Linked DNA regions of Homo sapiens: region 1 is linked to region 2. Evidence: read pairs that join two places in POLR2A ChIA-PET (ENCODE). Cell type or tissue: A673. All regions are shown on one strand. Links, peaks and the distances in the headings refer to the core of each region. The heading gives the core; the rest is flanking DNA. Region 1 has its middle 85 kb from the start of MIR4705. Region 2 overlaps PCCA (propionyl-CoA carboxylase subunit alpha).

Region 1 (5,382 bases), core at 276-5,275, 1.6 Mb after region 2:
TTAAAATTTAAAAATTAGGCTGGGCAAGGTGACTCATGCATGTAATCCCAGCACTTTGGGAGGCTAAGGCAGGCGGATCACTTGAGGTCAGGAGTTCGAGACCAGCCTGACTAACACGGTGAAACCCTGTCTCTACCAAAAATACAAAAATTAGCCTGGCATTGTGGCAGGCGCCTGTAATCTCAGATAGTTGGGAGGCTGAGGCAGGAGAATCGCTTGAACCAGGGAGGTGGAAGTTGCAGAAGTTGCACTCTAGCCTGGGCAACAAGAGTCAAACTGTGTCTCAAAATAAATAAATTAATTAAAAAATACAAAACTTAGCCGGGTGTAGTGGAGTGCACTTCTGGTCCCAGATACTCAGGAGGCTGAGGCAGGAGAATCACTTGAACTCGGGAAGCAGAAGCTGTAGTGAGCTGAAAGCACACCACTGCACTCCAGCCTGAGTGACAGAGTGAGACTCCATCTCAAAAAAAAGAAAGAAAGAAAGAAAGAAATTAAAACTTCCCTTTAAGGATTTTTTTTCACTCCATGTTGAACTGATTACTGAGGACATTGACTAAACTTTGAAGCAGAGCAGTTCATTAATAAATTTGATGTGATACAGTTTTACATGTTTAGAAGAATTCCACAGAGTGGACGAGCGTTGAACCTGGCATCAATTCTCTCCTTTAGCAAAACTTGGAAAAATATTGATATTAAAACTCTGTTACTATTGGAAGAGATTTCTGTCTCTATTTGACACGAATAAAGAAATGTATATTACATGAGTATTTCCCTTCCTCAATTCCTTACAATGTGTACACACTAGTTCTCTTTGGGAAGAAACAAGCCAAGCACAAGTTTCAAAAAATTCTTACTGATAATGCACACAGGAAGGGGAACATCACACACCGGGGCCTATTGTGGGATGGGGGTAGGGGGGAGGGATAGCATTAGGAGATATACCTAATGTAAATGATGAGTTAATGGGTGCAGCACACCAACATGGCACATGTATACATATGTAACAAACCTGCACATTGTACACATGTACCCTAAAAGTATAATAATAAAAAAAAAGAATTAAGAGCCAACCTGGTAAATTAAAGTTCTCCATTGCAGATCTATTCTATTGGGTAATAAAATGTGCTTTCCTTGGGCCAAAATCAGCAATAGAGTGTTACATTAGTTTCCTGTTGCTCCTGTAACAAATCACCACAAATGTAGCAGCTTAAAACTACATAAATTTATTATCTTACAGTTCTAGTATCTCATATTTAAGGTTTTAGAGAAAGTAGAACCTTGAATAGTAGTCCATACTAGGAACTCAGTAGTTGTTGGCTAATATTATTACTATTGTCATTAACATTAACACTTACTATCTCACAAAAATGGTTAGCCATTCAGGAACTCCAGCCCGGGGAAGAAGCTGAACAAATATGCCCATGTCTGACAAAAGGACTGGCAAAGTGGAGGTAAATGAGTCCAAAATGGGTCTCACTGATCAATAGTCAAGGCAGGGCTGTGTTCTTTCTGGTGGCTCCAGGGAAGCTGGGTCTACCTGCTTTTTCCTGCGTCTAGAGGTTGCCTGCATTCTTTGGCTGGTGGCCCCTCCTCCATCTTTGCCCGAAATGATGGGTTGAACCTTTCACGTATCACATCCCTCTAAGCTCCTCTTCTGCCTCCCTTCTCCAATTTTAAAGACCTTTGTGATTACATTGGGTCCACCTGGATAATGCAGGCTCATTTCCCTAGTTTCAAGCCAGCAGTCTGGCAAATAAATTCAATATGCAAATTAATACCCCCTTTGTCAGATAACTGAACATATTTATAGGTTTCTGGAATTAGCCTGTGGACACATTTTGGCAATGACGGTTCTACCTATCACAGGTAGAAAATAAAAAACAAGAAAAATAAAGTAAAAAGAGAGCGTACAAGGGAAAGCCAAATGCCCTAGGATGACACTTTCAAACATCACATCCACCTGTCTTAATCTAGGTTGTTGAAGTGAACAAACAGCTGAGGGCATGGTATATTTAAGCTTCTGTGAGGGAAGGACAGGCCTCCCTCAGCCCAGGACTGAAATCCACTATACCCGAAGGCTATAATAACAGATCAAATGCTCAGATTTTACTCTGAAGGGCTGTTCATAGTGTAAATGTTGCCCAAGAGCCATTAAATACATTTGCCCCCACTTTTTGCTTAAATGGAAATTCCACCAAGTGAATAAATGCATAGCAAAACTAGGTGCATTCTTGCATTGTGGACAGTCAACACACCTAAAGAGTGTGACTCAAAACTAATTGAAATTAAAAGCAAAATTCTCCAATTGATGTGTTTCTGGTGTCCCCTCATAGACATGAATTCCCTCCTTTGCCTCTCCCTTATGTTTCTGCCTAAAGCAGCAGGCAATGAAGGCTAAACCTCTGAAAGTGAGCAGCTGAAAAATTGGGATATATTGCTGGCGTACTTGCTACTTGTGAAATATCTCCTGTGCCAATAATGAAATCCATCATGTGACCAGCTGTCTTTGCAAACCAAAGAGGTAGAGCAAGTTAAATTTCTATTTCAACTGATGCTTTTTATAAAGAAACCACAGCAGCTCTCATTGTTTATTTAAAATTAGTGCAAATGAAAGCTTTTAATTGTCTCTGTGATGTGGCTTCCTTCCTGCTTAAGATGAGCTCATGGTGCCTCCTCCATGATCCTCTCCCCTCCCCAGCCTGGTCTGCTGTCTCAGCCGTATGCGCAACTCATTCTCATCTCCATGGTGTCACTCATGTTATCTGGCCTGAAATTGTGCCTTTTCTCTAAGCCATTTCAATAGAATAAATTGGAATACTATTTTCTATATGAAGCTTTGGTCAAATACTACAACTCAGATTAATATAAAACACTCCAAAATCCTATAGTATTTAATGCCACGGAGATTGCTACCTAATTTGTTTATGTTTTCTTTTTAATCTTCTAAGATGTTCTAGGCTTTATTTGACTGCATCCCACATCTTGTTTCGTAATTTTCTTAGGATTTAAGGCAGAACCTAATGTTCAAACTCACTGGTAATCACGGAAACACAAATTACAACAGTAAGAAATGATCAAATAACGTGAGATTCATCGAAATAGCAGAAATAGGAAAGTCAATATTACCAACTGTGACTAAAGATAGGAGGAATTAAGTACTCTTACGTCCTTGTAAAGTTGTGCAGCCATTCTGGATCAGATTGGAAGGACTTGGGAAAATAAGTTTTTTTTGTTTTGTTTTGTTTTGGTTTTTTTTGCCTTAAGACACAATACACTCTCTCCTGAATATCCCAGAGATATTCTCACAACATCCATCAGCAGACACAAATGGGAATGTTTTCCATGGTCTCCTATGTGGGAATGGGGAGTTGGCGACCACCCCAGGGTCCATCAGGGGAGAGGAATTGTGAAATATACTGGAAACACACTGCAGAATAGTGTGCGGCAGAGAGAGACAACACGGGGAGATCTTACACACATAACATTAAAAGAAGAAAGAAAATACAAAATATTTTCTACCACAGTACTACTTTTGTAAATTTAAGACATATACACATAAAACATTACATATTGGTACATTTTAAGACATAATTAACTCAATCTGAGGTCCAAACTAAAGCAGCTAATGACAGACAGATGTGGACATACAGAATCTAGCAATGTCATGTGAAAGTCATAGGCAGTTTTCTGTCTCGTCTCTTAAAAGGCATACTTTTCTTTCTTTCTTTCTTTTTTTTTTTTTTTGAGACAGAGTGCCCAGGCCTGAGTGCAGTGGCATGATCTCAGCTCACTGCAACCTCTGCCTCCTGGGTTCAAGCAATTCTGCCACAGGTAATTCTTCTGCTGCAGCCTCTCAAGTAGCTGGGACTATAGGTGTGCATCACCACATCACTTGGCTAATTTTTTGCATTTTTAGTAGAGACAAGGTTTCACCATGTTGGCCAGGCTGGCCTCGAACTCCTGACCTCAAGCAATCCACCCGCCTCAGCCTCCCAAAGTTCTGGGATTACAGCTGTGAGCCCCTGCACCCGGCCCTTAAGTGGGTTTACTTTTGACTAAAGATAACATTACTTATCCTTTAATTAAATCCAAAAGTGAGCAATGAAACAGTGAGCGGAGTTGTTAAAAAGATTTTCAGGTGTTCTGTTGAACCTGAATGCATTTCCATTTGAGCACTTGCATTTATCTCTGAAAACATAGCCACCAGGGAGCTTTAGAACATCTGCTATCAAAACCATCAAAACTGAAAGCCTTTCTATTCCATCTCCTACAATTATATTGAAATGGATTGTTGACCATTATTTTCTATCTTCAACACATTTATTTTCATCAGCGATTTCCCACCAGCACAGCAGTATGACATTTAATGGAATAGCTATTGTGAAATAATTATGTTTACCATTATAATTCTAGGTCTGCACTGATTTTAATCAAACTATTCCAAATAGCTTTTTGATCATAGTTATTATATACAATTTAGAATAATCTGATCAGGTTGGAATAGCTTCTCCTAATTAAACAAGTGTGTACATAAAAGGTGTATATGAATGGCTGTTTACATTTTAAGGAATAAAAGAAAATCAGACTTACGAATGTCTTATTAAAATGAACAATAATTTGGATTGTGTTAAATCAGTTCTCTATAACATGTGTGCATTTAAGTATGTATATATATTATAGAAGTGTGTATATGTATCATAGAAGACTAAATATATGGTAAAGATTTCTATAGAGCATAATATGTAAAGTAAGAGACTTATATAGAAATGGAAATTCAGAAGGTAAAATTTCCCAAGGAAAAATATTCATTCTAATATATCAATCATGATTTACTAAGTTGCAAATCTTTTTAAAACAGTCCCAACATTTTAGATCAATTGTTAACCGACAATTGGCTTACACGAGGTGGATTAATTAGTTACTAGCTTCATTTGTGCTTTCCAAAAGCATGTTTTAGCTTTTATTTGTCATACAACAGAGTTAAGCATGGGCTACCTTGTTTAGAATTCCCTCGTTGCTGCATGTGGAGGTTAATACTCATGTCATGAGCACCAAAAGTCTGGTCAGTGTGCATGGGGAATGGACTATTAACATTGTTTCTTCCCTGCTGTTTCTTCTAGGAAAACTGACACGCTTCACTTTTCTTGATCTCTTTCTACAAAACACACAAATTAAGCAAATATCTGAACACACCAACAAACAAAAGCAATAAACAAACACTTCATTTTGTCATCTTTATTTTTATGTAGTGTTTATTACATTAAAACACATATGTTATATGTATGTCTTGAACAAGGCACTGGGCTAGACACTGAGTATTGAACAGACAAATAAGTTATAGTCCCTGCCTGTAAGAAGACTAAAATCTCTTCAGAAAAG
Region 2 (5,382 bases), core at 335-5,334:
ATTTGGTGCTCACTCTTGCATCGAAACAGTTGCGGTCTGAACAGGCAGGAAACAGTTTTCTTTTAATTGCCGAAATCATTCGGAAGTGCTTCATGCCCTGCTTCTGTACAGCAGATGCTGTGCATTAATTGGCCTGCGTAGAAGTGACCCAGGGTTCCTTGCAGCGGGCCCAATTTTAGGCAGAGGGTTTAAATAGCTTATTTATTATTTTGTATAATCTGGCGTACATTGTGTGCTCCTGCACGTGTCGTATTTCATGGTCTGCAGTTTCTAATGTCATGTGGGTTTCAAAACCTGTGTTTCTCTGGTAATGTACTAGCAGCAGGTAAGCTCAAAATACCATCCATCAGGAGCTAATTTTTTATCCAGATACTCCAATGACTGATGAACCTGTCTTTTGTATGAATGTTTAGCACAGTGGAAAGCCATATGCCACTGGCACCGTTTCCTCTGCATTCCTTACAGTTGCTAGAGAGTGGGCTTCCTGGGGGGCGGGGCGGCTCGATGCTGTGAACGTCCCCTGGCCTCTATTTCAACGATAACACCTTTAAAACAGCCCTGGGTTTGGGCAACAAAAAGAGGATGGGCTGTCTTAAAGGAGACCTGACTCCCTCGTCATTTTCTTTATCAGAAATACGACTGCACACTCTTAATAGGGAACCTTGTTTTGTTACTCCCCGTCTGTTCCAAACAGACCTCAGCCCATTAGAAGGGCCTCCCTTGTGTGGGAGACCACAGCTGTTACTGTAAATCTCATCCACTCACTGTATCACCCCCATTTTGTGGCTCTGAAGGATGAAATTGAGAAATGGAATACTGTGCAGTCATCCTTTACATCTCCAATTTTAGGCCTTTGCCATCATTTTCATGCTTTTATTCCAAATCAAATAACATTAGTGAGCTACACCACCTTCTGATGAATATCTGGTCTTGAGCACCGCTTTCAAGCCTGTGCTTGTGGGGGCTTCCTTTTATGTTTGGTGGTCTTTTTTCCCCCGTTCTCTTCTTTTTCTTCCTGCACTTTCTTTGAGCGTTCTTCGTGGTCATGGCAGTCTGCAGTTTGAATGATCGGCATTGCCAAATGTGTCCCTGTCTTAGCATGTTTTCTGAGAGGGGGCATGTGCGGGAGAAGGTTCTCTGTCTTTTAATCTTTGTGGAAGGAGTGAAGAGAACTTGGTAGAAGGATATTGGGGGCTTTAATCAGAAATAAGAAGTGGTTTAAATCATTAGCACAACAAAGCATACTATAAGCTTGAAGATAAAAGTCTCTGGGGAAAGAGTCCTCTGAAAATAAATGGAACTTGATAGATTTCCATATCATTTATAACTTCCCTTAATTACACTTGGAAGACTTGCCAGTAAAACTGGAAAATTGGCAGCCTATATCCATTAGAGTCATTTTGCCGACCATGGCAAGCAGCTGGCTTTACGGGATTTGATTCCCATCACTCACAATTCATCATCAGCTGGAGGTGTCTGCAGCTCTTCAGCACAGAGCAATGCTGGGTGACACTCGGGCCCCCACGACATGCGAAAATCTGCTGAGTAAATGGGCCGAGGTTTCTCTCAAGCCTTGTTTGGGGCAAGGCCGACTCCTGCTTAATGAGTGCCGCTCTGATAATCGGATGCGAACGTGAACCTTGACCTCGTGTCAAAGGAGAGGACGCAATAAGCTGGATGAAAGATACAGGATTCAGGCCTTCAAACTTTACACCAATTAGACAGGGAGCGGGGAGATACATCAGGCCCACTAGGTTCATCAAAAAGACTTGTGAGGCTTGTGACCATTTTGTAAGCCCAACATTGGAGACATCCTGTCACAATCATTAAGTCTTTATCAGATGATTCACAAAAGTGTTGGAGAAACGTGCGCACACATCCTGCAGGAACGGGCCCCGCACATGGGGGCGTCTGATGGAGACGGAATGGTGGAGGGCCCTCTCTGTGCACCCAATTAATGCTTGGCTTCCCAGCCACCCTGGGCAATCCGGAAGGTGTTGCTTCCATTGGGCCCACTGCCCAGCTCCCTGGTGTACCCTACATGTACTCTACGGTGTGCGACACATTCTGCAGGAGTCAGCGCTGCTGGGAGCAAGGCTCCAAAGTCCTAAGGTGAGAGCCCCTGCTCCCAAGGGCCGAGTGCTGGCATTTTGCTGTTGTTGGAAGGAGCCCAGCTCAATGCCCAGCCATCCCTGGAGCACGCCCTCGAGTGTCAGCCTCTTCCCACAGACTGGGGCAGGTGTAGTTTGTGTTTCCATTGCATTCTTTGACATTTGGTTTGTACATTTGGTTCTCCAGCTCAATTTTTTCCAAAGGATGAAACATGTTGAAATTCAATTAAGCTCGTGTGTGTGTGTGTGTGTGTGTGTGTGTGTGTGTGTGTTGGGGTAGAACATGTTTCTGTTGAGCAAGATGTATCTCACTATTTTGTAAGGCATGAAGGAAGTTTTTAAACACCATCTCTTAGGGATGAATTAGGGAAAACGGTCTACAAAACAGATGGTGCAAAATTAATAGAGAAGTGTGCTACTTAGTTTTTCATTTACAGCTAAATAATCTAGGCTGGGCACAGTGGCACACATCTGTAACCCCAGCACTTTGGGAGGCCAAGGTGGGCGGATCACTTGAGGTCAGGAGTTTGAGACCAGCCTGGCCAATGTGGTAATACCCTATCTGTACTAAAAATACAAAAATTAGCTGGGCGTGGTGGTGCACACCTGTATTCCCAGCTACTCAGGAGGCTGAGGCAGAAGAATCGCTTGAACTTGGGAGGTAGAGGTTGCAGTGAGCTGAGATTGTGCCGCTGCACTCCAGCCTGGGCAACAGACCGAGATTCTGTCTCTAAGATAGATAGATAGATTAGATAGATTAGATTAGATTACATAAGATAGATAGATAGATAAAATAGATTAGATAGGATAGATAGGATAGACCGAGATTCTGTCTCTAAGATGGATAGATAGATAGATAGATAGATAGATAGATAGATAGATAGATAGACAGACAGACAGGCAGATAAGATAGATAGGATAGAGCTAAATAAGTAGACTAGTAGACACCACGAGAGGAACTAGGGAGGGGAAACAGGAATGAAAGGCGGATGGAGCAGGGAGGATCTAATTCTATGATTCAGTGCTGTGCTTGGATGGGGCAGAAGATGGGATCGCTTCAGTGGGGACACGCCTTCTTTAAAGTCCTTTGAATTGAATTGCCGGACTCTCACAATCAGACAGAAGGACTATTTGAATTTCAGGCCTCCCCACTTTTCCTGATTGTCTCGGGCTAAATCCGAGGTTTTTTTCTGATGAACAACTGGGGACCCAGCACTTGCAGTTACCTGTGCGTTACCTCTTTGCAAATCACCCACATTAGAAGCACAGAGCCAGCCAGAAAGATGGTCAGTGGCAGCCACAGCAGAGCCCCTTAAGCTCCTGTCCACCACCCACTTGCTCCCAGGCCCTGGCGGGGCCCAGAGTAGAGCTGTAGCCAGGTCAGGCTGGCCTTTGCCCCTAGCGTGACCTTGGGAAATCCCCAGGCCGCATTTCTTCATATTTGCAGTTGAGTTGCTAACGCACTCACTTGAAGATCCTGTAAAACAGAAGCAGGAGCTGCCTGCCTGTCTGGCCCGCAGATTCTGAGCAAGGGGATGGGAGGGGACGTGTGGTGGAAGGGCACACCTACTGGCAGAGAGGGTAGGGGCTGTGCCACCCATGTGAAGCCAATGTACTTGGCGGGGGGACGGGGCTCTGGCCAGTCCTGGGCCCTCAGATGCCTGCAGAGGAAGGGCTGGGTGGGTGTTTGGGAGGCCGGCATGCAGTCCCCAGGAAGCTCCTCCACCTGGAGAGAGAACAGTGCCCAGAGCGGGAGAGTGGATTCCTCATTTTTGGATGGCATTTCTACTATGTTCTGTTGAGTCTCAGATCCACTTCCCAGAGAGTCCCCGGTCCTGTTGCCTGAGTGCTCAGTCCTAGGTCAGAGTCAGTCGCAGTGAGTCCAGCTTCTAAGAGGACACGGCCAGGCTTCCAGGGTCCCCTGTGTGGAGCTGGCTGGCAGGTGTGCTGCAGTGAACTGGACCTGCTCCTGGATTCCCTGGTCTTTGCCTGCCTTTGAAGAGAGAAAAAAGGCTGTAAAATGCCAACTGGAGGGAGTGACTGTTCTGACACCCCTGATGGGGGCCTCTGCATTGTCTCTGCGCTGCCCCTCCCATCCCCCTGCAAACAGCCCTCGAGGCTGATTCTTCGCTCTCCCTGGAATGCAGATGCCACGTGAAAATGAATCAAAAAGGGCAGCGCGGGCAGCGCTTCCAGGCCCAGCTCCTCAGCGCGGTGTCTCTCCTCCGTGCCAGCGCCAAAGCCTTGGCATCGTCTCTCTTCCTATATTTCTATGCCAGGAAGAAGCAGCCCACCACCTGAACAGCAGAGGAAAAGAGTACATCGGCTCAGGCGCTCCAGAGTGCCAGCAAGACAGCTTGCGCCACACGGGGGGGCCAGAGGGGGACTTGGAGATCATCTGGGGATTTCAGGAAAGAACATTCTCTAGGCGCTTCTGAGGCATTGGACGAATATGGCCACAGTGGTGTGAGGGGCCAGGAGCCCCATGCCAGGACACCCACCCACACCACATAGCCATTGCCCTAGGAACCTGGACTTGCCCGTTTCAAAGACTGGGAGGCCAAAGAAAAACCTGGCCGGCTCAGGACGCTGACCCATCGGGGCAGAGCGAAGTGAGTGCGCAGCATGGTTTTCAGCTGCAGCTCACTCCTGCAGGGAAGCCTCACGCTTAACGCCAGTGGGCTTAACCCAGCTCAGCCTGGCTGCCCCTCAGGATGAAAGGCAAGTTCTGAACGCAGTCTGAGCAAAGGCCCGTGGGCGCTCCCAGTCTCCTAGCATGGAATGCATGTAGCTCTGGAAGTCATTCCTGTGTCTGGAGGGTTTTCCGGAAGCTGCCTTGTGCCTTGTTGTGGGTACTCGCTGTGTCTTGCAGAGGATGGGACAGTGGTCCTCGTGGCGCCAGGGCCGAGCTGTTCCCAGTTCCCCGGGACTATAGACAGAAATATGTATATTTGGTGGTGGTTTTTTTTTTTTGGTAACAGCTATACTGAGATGTAATTCACATACAATTTAGCCCTTTAACGTGTACGATTCGGTGGTTTCAGTCAATTCAGAGTTGTGTAGTTGTCACCACAATCAATTTTGGAACATTTTTATCACTCTCAAAAGAAACCCTGTACCCTTCAGCAGTGACTCCCCTTCCCTCTTCAACCCCAGGCAACCTCGAGTCTGTCTGTAGAGATCTGCCTATTCTGGACATTTCAGGTAAGTGGAAAACATTCCAATTTCCGAACACCTCTGTTAGTGGCAGAGCCAGACTCAGAGATCCCCA

What was found. ChIA-PET counts read pairs that join two places held together with the same protein. Peaks named below come from ENCODE experiments on the same cell type or tissue, not always from the same donor. Only the 100,000 strongest peaks of a DNase experiment are listed, where the experiment ranks them.
Region 1: POLR2A ChIA-PET joins it to region 2 with 8 read pairs; 1 of 35 experiments calls an interaction of 5 or more read pairs at or near these places.

Annotation. Positions count from the first base shown.
Region 1 is chr13:102,128,784-102,134,165 of GRCh38, forward strand. It overlaps a transcript of FGF14 not described here. Among named protein-coding and RNA genes, the nearest start is that of MIR4705, 85 kb to the left of the region's middle. In A673, for the core only: no CTCF peak of the experiment used is centred there; a DNase peak (open chromatin) is centred at 2,618; H3K27ac peaks cover 2,410 bases.
Region 2 is chr13:100,522,030-100,527,411 of GRCh38, forward strand. The region is part of intron 22 of PCCA (propionyl-CoA carboxylase subunit alpha); the gene reads left to right. Among named protein-coding and RNA genes, the nearest start is that of PCCA-AS1, 44 kb to the left of the region's middle. RefSeq lists an enhancer at 3,083-3,605. In A673, for the core only: no CTCF peak of the experiment used is centred there; no DNase peak of the experiment used is centred there; H3K27ac peaks cover 1,322 bases.